Regions from separate parts of the Homo sapiens genome. Here regions 1 and 2 are each linked to region 3. Evidence: read pairs that join two places in POLR2A ChIA-PET (ENCODE). Cell type or tissue: MCF 10A. All regions are shown on one strand. Region 1 overlaps SEMA3C (semaphorin 3C). Region 2 has its middle 250 kb from the start of SEMA3C. Region 3 overlaps SEMA3C (semaphorin 3C).

Evidence for each region. Peaks named below come from ENCODE experiments on the same cell type or tissue, not always from the same donor. Only the 100,000 strongest peaks of a DNase experiment are listed, where the experiment ranks them.
Region 1: POLR2A ChIA-PET joins it to region 3 with 5 read pairs; 3 of 35 experiments call an interaction of 5 or more read pairs at or near these places.
Region 2: POLR2A ChIA-PET joins it to region 3 with 6 read pairs; 2 of 35 experiments call an interaction of 5 or more read pairs at or near these places.

The regions. Positions count from the first base shown.
Region 1 is chr7:80,800,046-80,802,545 of GRCh38, reverse strand. It overlaps SEMA3C (semaphorin 3C), which reads left to right. Exons shown (of 18, transcript NM_006379.5): 10 at 1,720-1,789. Among named protein-coding and RNA genes, the nearest start is that of SEMA3C, 120 kb to the left of the region's middle. In MCF 10A, no CTCF peak of the experiment used is centred here; no DNase peak of the experiment used is centred here.
Region 2 is chr7:81,172,650-81,175,149 of GRCh38, reverse strand. No RefSeq gene overlaps it. Among named protein-coding and RNA genes, the nearest start is that of SEMA3C, 250 kb to the right of the region's middle. In MCF 10A, no CTCF peak of the experiment used is centred here; a DNase peak (open chromatin) is centred at 1,059.
Region 3 is chr7:80,882,706-80,885,205 of GRCh38, reverse strand. All of the region lies in intron 2 of SEMA3C (semaphorin 3C), which reads left to right. Among named protein-coding and RNA genes, the nearest start is that of SEMA3C, 35 kb to the left of the region's middle. RefSeq lists an enhancer at 710-1,909. In MCF 10A, no CTCF peak of the experiment used is centred here; a DNase peak (open chromatin) is centred at 1,515.

The sequences.
Region 1 (2,500 bases), 83 kb after region 3:
TTAAAATAATTATCTAGATACTGTTCATAAATTTTCTTAAGTATTTTGTAATCTGTTACGCCCATGAGTGCACTGCTGAAACATTTAGCTCATTGAATTCACCATAATATATGAATGAATGTGTGTGTTTGGGGGTGTAACTTGTATAATGTGTGTATAGGTAATGATATGTTTGTGTTTTTATAAATGAATATTTATTTCATGTATATTAGAATATCTAATATTCTGATTTTGTGTGAAAATACAGCTATATATTTTTACTATTGTAGCTAATGGACAGGATAGAGTTTGGATGGAAAAAAGTGTCAGAGTAGAAATTTGGAGACTTGTGTTCCCTTCTTAGTTCTGCTTGGTGACTCTGAGATTAGATATTCTCAATGTGACATGAGGAGGCTTACACTTTCCAGGTCGAATAAGGACTGACAGTCTGATTCCCTCTGCCAAGGAACAGTTTTTTTATTTTTTTAATCTGAATATCCCAGGGCACATCATATTTACTAAATGTCATTTGTAAATGACTTTTCTTTCACCTTAATTCATTAGAAGGTAAAATAATGGTCATTCTCAGATTTTGAGACAGGTGATAAGTTATAAATCTGTGTTACCATGTGGAAAAAATTTACTGATTCTAATAGTAATGAACTATATCGTTCTTCTGATCAAAAACCATTATGTTGATTATGGAACAAAAGTTTCTAGATAAGCTTTTCTAGAGAAAAGTTCTAAGTATCATTTTGTGAAACAGGCTACTTGCTCATTCTACTCCCCTGAATGTTTGGGAATATATTTTATGTTTCAGTCTTTCTTTTTTTTTTAGGGAGAGCTAGACATTGTCAGCCTTTATTCACATATGGAAGGACTAGTGATTGTTAATTTGTTGTTTGAGTGGTTATAAATTTATTGCTTATGAGGTCATTTAAATTCATTTTTAATTTAAAATAAATACATATTTCTTTGTGTTTCTCAGTAATAATTCTGTTAGCAAGATTGTCACTATGTCTGGGCCTTTCATATAATCATGGCAATTGATTATTAATTGGAGTTTTCTATCAGAAATCTACTTTCATATTCTGTTATTTATCACTTCACTGTGCATACTTTTGTTTTTGCCTTACTACACTTTAAACATCTTTTTGTTAGAGGAGCTATCATTAAATAAAAGTATCACTAGCAATTTTGACCATATGCCACAAAAAGTTCTATTTGATGGTAAGATGAGTTACCGTGAAAAAGTTTTATTCCATCTTCCAGCTCCTAAGATTAGATCAAAAAGAAATTGAGATTTGTAATTTTTTTAATTAAAACAGTAATATATTAACATTAAAGGATATTTAGAAAGAAGCACCAGAATATTTCTACAGCTTTGCCTCTTGTAACACTCACTGTTAATCTTATTCTTATATTCTGATGGATATTTTTAAGGTTAATATGGTTCTAGTCCATATTATGTAATATATCATTGTACTTTTTCCCCATAATATTATTTTACTAGCATGGTTTTCACAAGGATACAAAATTTTCATAAATTCCATTAGTATCTGTATTAATTTAATTTAATTTAGTGTTTCTATCATTATTTGTTTCCAAATTACCATAATGGTACAGGAATATCTTTTTGCAGAGTACTTTTCAGAGTTGAAATTATTTTCTTAGGGTAAATTTTTCAAAACAAAGAAGTTAATATTTAGAAACTTTAAAAGAATATTTTCCTTTTTATAGAGGATGTGTTTCTGCTGGAAACTGATAACCCGAGGACAACACTAGTGTATGGCATTTTTACAACATCAAGGTAATTATTCAACAGTTACATTTTATGAGTTAAACAATAAACTTCATGGAGTAACAGTAATTATTATAAAAGCATTCTTCTCTGCAACTTTTAATTTTACATGTCATTTGGGATGTAATCCTTCCATTTTATTTACTTTTGCCTGATTACCAAAATATATTGGAGCTAAACTAATGCTTTCCAAATACTTTTGTAGAGAGTATTTGTAATGATTGCATGATATTTTTATCAAACAAATCAAAATAATGAATTATAATGTAGGAAAAAATACGTGATTTTTTCAATAAAATAATTTGAGCACTTGTGAGCAAATAAAACTTTTGGCATTTTTTTGGTTGCTGTTATCAGAGGTAATAAATGTTTATCACCTGGATTGTAGTGACAGTAACACAAGTGTATACATATGTCTGAACTTACGACATTGTATACATTAATTAATTGTGTACAGTATTTTTTTGTATACCAATTATACCTTAGGAAAGCTGGAAACAATTACGCATTTCAGTAAAAATACTTTTTACTTCTGAAGTAAAGTGATGACTATTTAGGACCTGACAAAACACTGAACCAATGTTCTTTTTCTGTCTTTTTTTTTTTTTTTTTTGAGATGGAGTCTCGCTCTGTTGCCCAGGCTGGAGTGCAGTGGTGCGATCTCGGCTCACTGCAAGCTCCGCCTCTGGGGTTCATGCCGTTCTCCTGCCTCAGCCTCCC
Region 2 (2,500 bases), 290 kb before region 3:
GCATTTTAGCAAGTATTTACATTTCTATTTTTTAAACTCTTGTGTATTTGAAGAAAAAATTTAATCCACAAGTTTCTAAATAACTTGTCTGTAACGCAACAAAATATTTTATAAGAACAACCATCATCCAAAATAGCACATTTTGTTCTTTGCATTAGTGGGTTTATAAAAGAAATTTATATATTATCTTACAAAAATTGATTAGAGACTCAAATTATCTTTAGTTCAGTAGAGTTCTAAATTGAAAATAACACATTGAAATGAATGAAATAAGCCTTTTATTCTGAGGGGAGGGAAGTGATACCATGATACATCTATATTGAATCTAAACTTTCTTTTTTTCACTTATTGGTTTAATGAAAGTGACATTTCTGCTATGTTATTTACTTTCTGCAGTGCTATGGTAGTTACATAATTTCAGAGAAAACTATTCACATTATCATCTACAGAAATTGCACTGGAGTTGTATACTGCATAACCTAAGACATCCTGAAGTCTATACCCAGGACAACCAAACAACTCCAATTCTAATTCAGTGTAAAATAGTAATGAATTTTATTTCAGACTAAATTTGCTTTTCTAATAAATAGTACTATAATTAAATACACTAACAAATAAATGAATAACAAATTATGACAGATATTACAAAAGATTTGGGGCTATTTCAAATTAATGTTTTTTTAAAAATTCAGTACCAAAGACAGTGTAGATTTTTTTACTCTTAGGCTCTTGGGAAGGATGTAAAGAAAACGAGTAACAGAAGGATTATTGACCTCATGCAGGAACTCTTTTCATTTCAGGCAAATAAGGAGTTTTACCTTATTGTTCTAAAGTGTGCTGAAAGAGAAGTCAAGAAATTCCACAGAAAATCCTTTTAGTCATAGACTGAACTTTAACCACCGAACTGTTTTTCATTGTTCTCTAAGAGAGGGAGAAACAGAATGTTGAGTAAATTCTAATTGCATCAGGAGAGCCTTCTTTTTCTTGGTGTTTGTTTTCTTTGGCTGGTAATGCACAGCTTCTTGTGGAAAATAAATCCCTTGGTAGTGTTTGTCTTTCTTGTAGGTGTGTGGGACTAGTATTTGGCTCAAAAGCAAGTTCAAACCAAATCAAGAGTTCCACCGTGTGTGATGAACCCAGGCAGCCTTCACCTTGAACATAAAGAATGTGGTCCATCCGTTCAACTGGCCTTTTCAGGATTTCACTAGCGGTGCATGCAGAAATCCATCACAAAGGAATGCAGCACTTCATTTGACATGGATTCTTGCCCAGAAACTTAGTAAAACCTCAGTCCAGCCATTTACTCAGGAGCGTGTTTGATAAGATACGGGTATTAGTAAATATGAAAGGAAGCTAGGGAAGTTAAGCCTACCCGGAACTGCTTAACCGACTTTCCCTCAGTGTATACCTTCCCTGTAAATCACATTACATTGCTTCAAGTATTAAAAGTAAAATTAGCAACCACTAGAACTAATCTTGAACACAAATAATGGTATGTAGACTAACAATGAAAATAGGAGACATGTGAAAGTAAATGAAACTCCAGGGTTTCTCTGGTTTTAAAAATGTATATTTCCAGATTCACAAAACATATCCTCATATGGAGACAAAAGCTCCAACGTGGCAGTGAAACAATGAAAATATTTTAAGTGCATGATAAATTGGAAATATAAAGAAGGGAACATTTGGAATACCACGAATCCACATATGGGATTTCATGTGTGATTACACATAGGTATGAAAATGGGAAAAGAGACAGAGCCAAACTATTTTAAGATGACCTAGCCATGATGTGCAAAAAATAAGCTTAATAATATAATAATAAAAGTTGTATGTAATACTTTCCTTTCATTCAGTAAATATTATTTTATATAGGAAGTTCATTTTATAATACATGTCAAGCCATAGGGGTGAGATAGGAAGGAGGCACATTTATGGCCTTCATTATTAAGCCATATGAGGGATAAGTTTAGAAAACAAAACAACCTGGGCAAGATATAAATTGGCTATAGGTAGGTCATAGATATTTATGTTTCTTGTTAAAATATATATGATACAAGGAATTCATAGGTTTCATCCTCTGGCTTAAGATTGTGATTACCTATTCATGTGGGAAAAGTTCTTCTTAATGTATAGGAAAAAAGGTTCTGATACATAGAATATCCTTTGTTCCATTTTTGAATTGATAGTGCAATTGGTTAGGAAATAACACACAGGAAGACTAGAGAACCTAGGTATTTTACAAAGTTTTAAAGAGAGAGCTCTTGGTCTTCTTGGGAGGGTCTCAAGGATCTGCTTTTCATTGTTGTGTTGTTTGTTCATGTAATGTGTGCTGCTTGCCTTGGTTTGAGCATGTTTCTATAGCAAAGCAGAATTCCAATGGGATTGGGTGAAAGAAGAACCCCTAAGTTATGGCTGGTTTTCCCAGAACCAGTTTCTTTTTTTTTTTTTTTTTTTTTTTTTTTTTTTTTTTTTTTGAGACGGAGTCTCGCTCTGTCGC
Region 3 (2,500 bases):
TTCAGACATCAGGTGATACTCTGCTTCAGAAACAATATATTGGGAAAAATCCTGAGTTGCAAAACTATTAAACCAGTTAACACGTTTAATTATAAGAATTGTCTTTCTTGTCTCATTCTAAAGAGAAATGTCATCACAAAACGATAATCTTATGAAAGCTTTCAAGTACAAGGATTTCATAAAAAGAATGAATTCTACTCAACAGTAAAATATTTTGCTTGTACTTTGTGGGAACCAAATATTTTTAGAAGATTTTTTAAGAGCATCTAATCTGTATTTTTAAAATGCCGGTACTGGCCTTAATGTTTATTATTCTCCAGTTCTTTACACAGTGTTCCTACACCGTCAACATATTATCACAACCTGGTTTTTGATTTGTTATCACAATCTTGTGACCTTTAAGCAGAAATTTATGGTGTACATCAAAGCAGTAATAAACACATAAAGAAATTCTTCTACAAAGAAACAGTCACTTTACTATTTCTGCTGAACATGTGTTTAGAGTTTACATCTTGGTTACCTTGCACTAGCTTCCATGGCAGACAAAGCCGTTGTTTGTATGAGAGTGAACTGCTTACATTCTCGCATCAACACTTTCCCTCAAAAGCTGAAGTTTCCCTCTGCTTGCCTCTTCTGTTTAGACTGATGGAAAATATTTGCTACTTATCTTCACTACAGAATTGTCAATACAGAAGTCTGTAAAAAGTTTCATTAATTTATTCATCCTTTTGAATCATAGGAGTCTTTTAAAAAAATCGGATATATTTACAGAGTATCTAATGTTTGATAAGTTAGTTATGAGGGTCTCACATTTTTGTAGCGGTTAGGAAGAGACAATGTAGTTAAAAGTCCTCTATGTTAGAGTCAAGAAACTTGTTCTTGATGCTTTCACTAAGAGACTCATGATTTTGGACTAATCTCAATTTTGAGATTACCTATAAAATGTGGAAATTCAGATGGATAGTTATGTCTTAAATATTTCACATCTTTTAGGAGAAACAAGTTGATTGTATGAGATTTCATTTACATCTGTCTGCATATAAAATCGGGTAAATTTCTTGGGCTTTCACTTTTTTTATAACAATAAAATGAAAATGAGCTTATTAATAGATTAGAATTAAAATTCAAAACTAATGCAATTCAAAGAAAATGTACCATGTTAACAAGTATTTTTGCCAAAATGGAATTTCTGCTCATAAAGTGGCCATGACAGTGACTTAAACCCTAGATGTTAGGAAACGACCTCTTGGATTTATCACAGTGCCTCACTCTTAGTTCAGACTCTTAAAAACATTTCTTGTGGGAAGTAATGACTGCTAAGTAAAAATGAAAGTTGAGCAATGATTCTTGTGAATTATGAGTTAATTAATGGTATGACTGCATTTTGTTGAAGTCTCATGATTTAAAGATGTGCTCATTTTTTTTGCTCATGATTTAAAGATGTGCTTTGATACTCTGAAGGACCAAAGGGCAGTGAATCACTGTAAAGCTGCTTTTGAAACATGCCTTAGGGCAAATTGTGAGCCTTCATTTGTGTCCAGAATGGAAGGAACAGCAAGAAGCATGGGTGAGTCATAGGACAAAAACACAAAATGTCATTCCAAAGACAGGGTGGTGACCTTATGTCTGAGTATGCAAAAATCCAACTGGGGAAGTAAGAGGCCTGATCTTAAAAGTTCATGTATTAAGGGAAAACCCATACTTTTATCTTAGGAGATTATGATTATATAATTAGTTTTGTTTGATAATTCAGATGAGTTACCTCTGATTCAGTTTGAAAGTATCCCAGATCAAGCACAGTTCAAACACAGACACTCCTGGGACTGGTTCTGCTTTTTGTGATTGGAATAAGGGGTCCTGCTAAGGTGTGTGCTTCTGTCCTCAGATTTGGAACAGAATCTAAATTCCATGTGTGACGTAACCTGCTTAGTCACAAGCAACATTTTCAGACCCCTTTCCTTTAATTTTAGAAGGAGGCTGTTGATTTGGTATAATTATTTGTTAATGAATGCATTTTGTGTTCATTGCTAAGTATAAAAAAAGCACATATAGGATAGCTTGTGGCGTATTAACAAATGCTTGAGAGATAAAATATAAAGGTATATAACAGTAAAACATGAAAGAAGTCATTCAAAGCAATTTACCTAATGAAAGAGAGAGAACGTGTTTCCTCAGAGATTCAGGTGTATCTCATGGCATCCTCTTTTGTATCTTTCAGGTGTATTTACCTTTAGTTTGTTGTTGTTGTTGTTGTTGTTGTTATATAAGAGGGTTTAGGTAAATGTCACTTTCTGATAGGAGCCTCCTCATCAGGACCTTTTCTTTTTTAAATTTTCATATGTCTATTTTTATGTGAAAACTGTCCAAATAAAATATTTATATATAAAAGTTTTCCACATAACTCTAAAAGGGTTCTATTTGATGTCTTTACTGTATTATAGGACTTACAAAAAGAAAAGAAAAAGAATATATCCAATTAAAACAAGAAAGAACTCTTGAA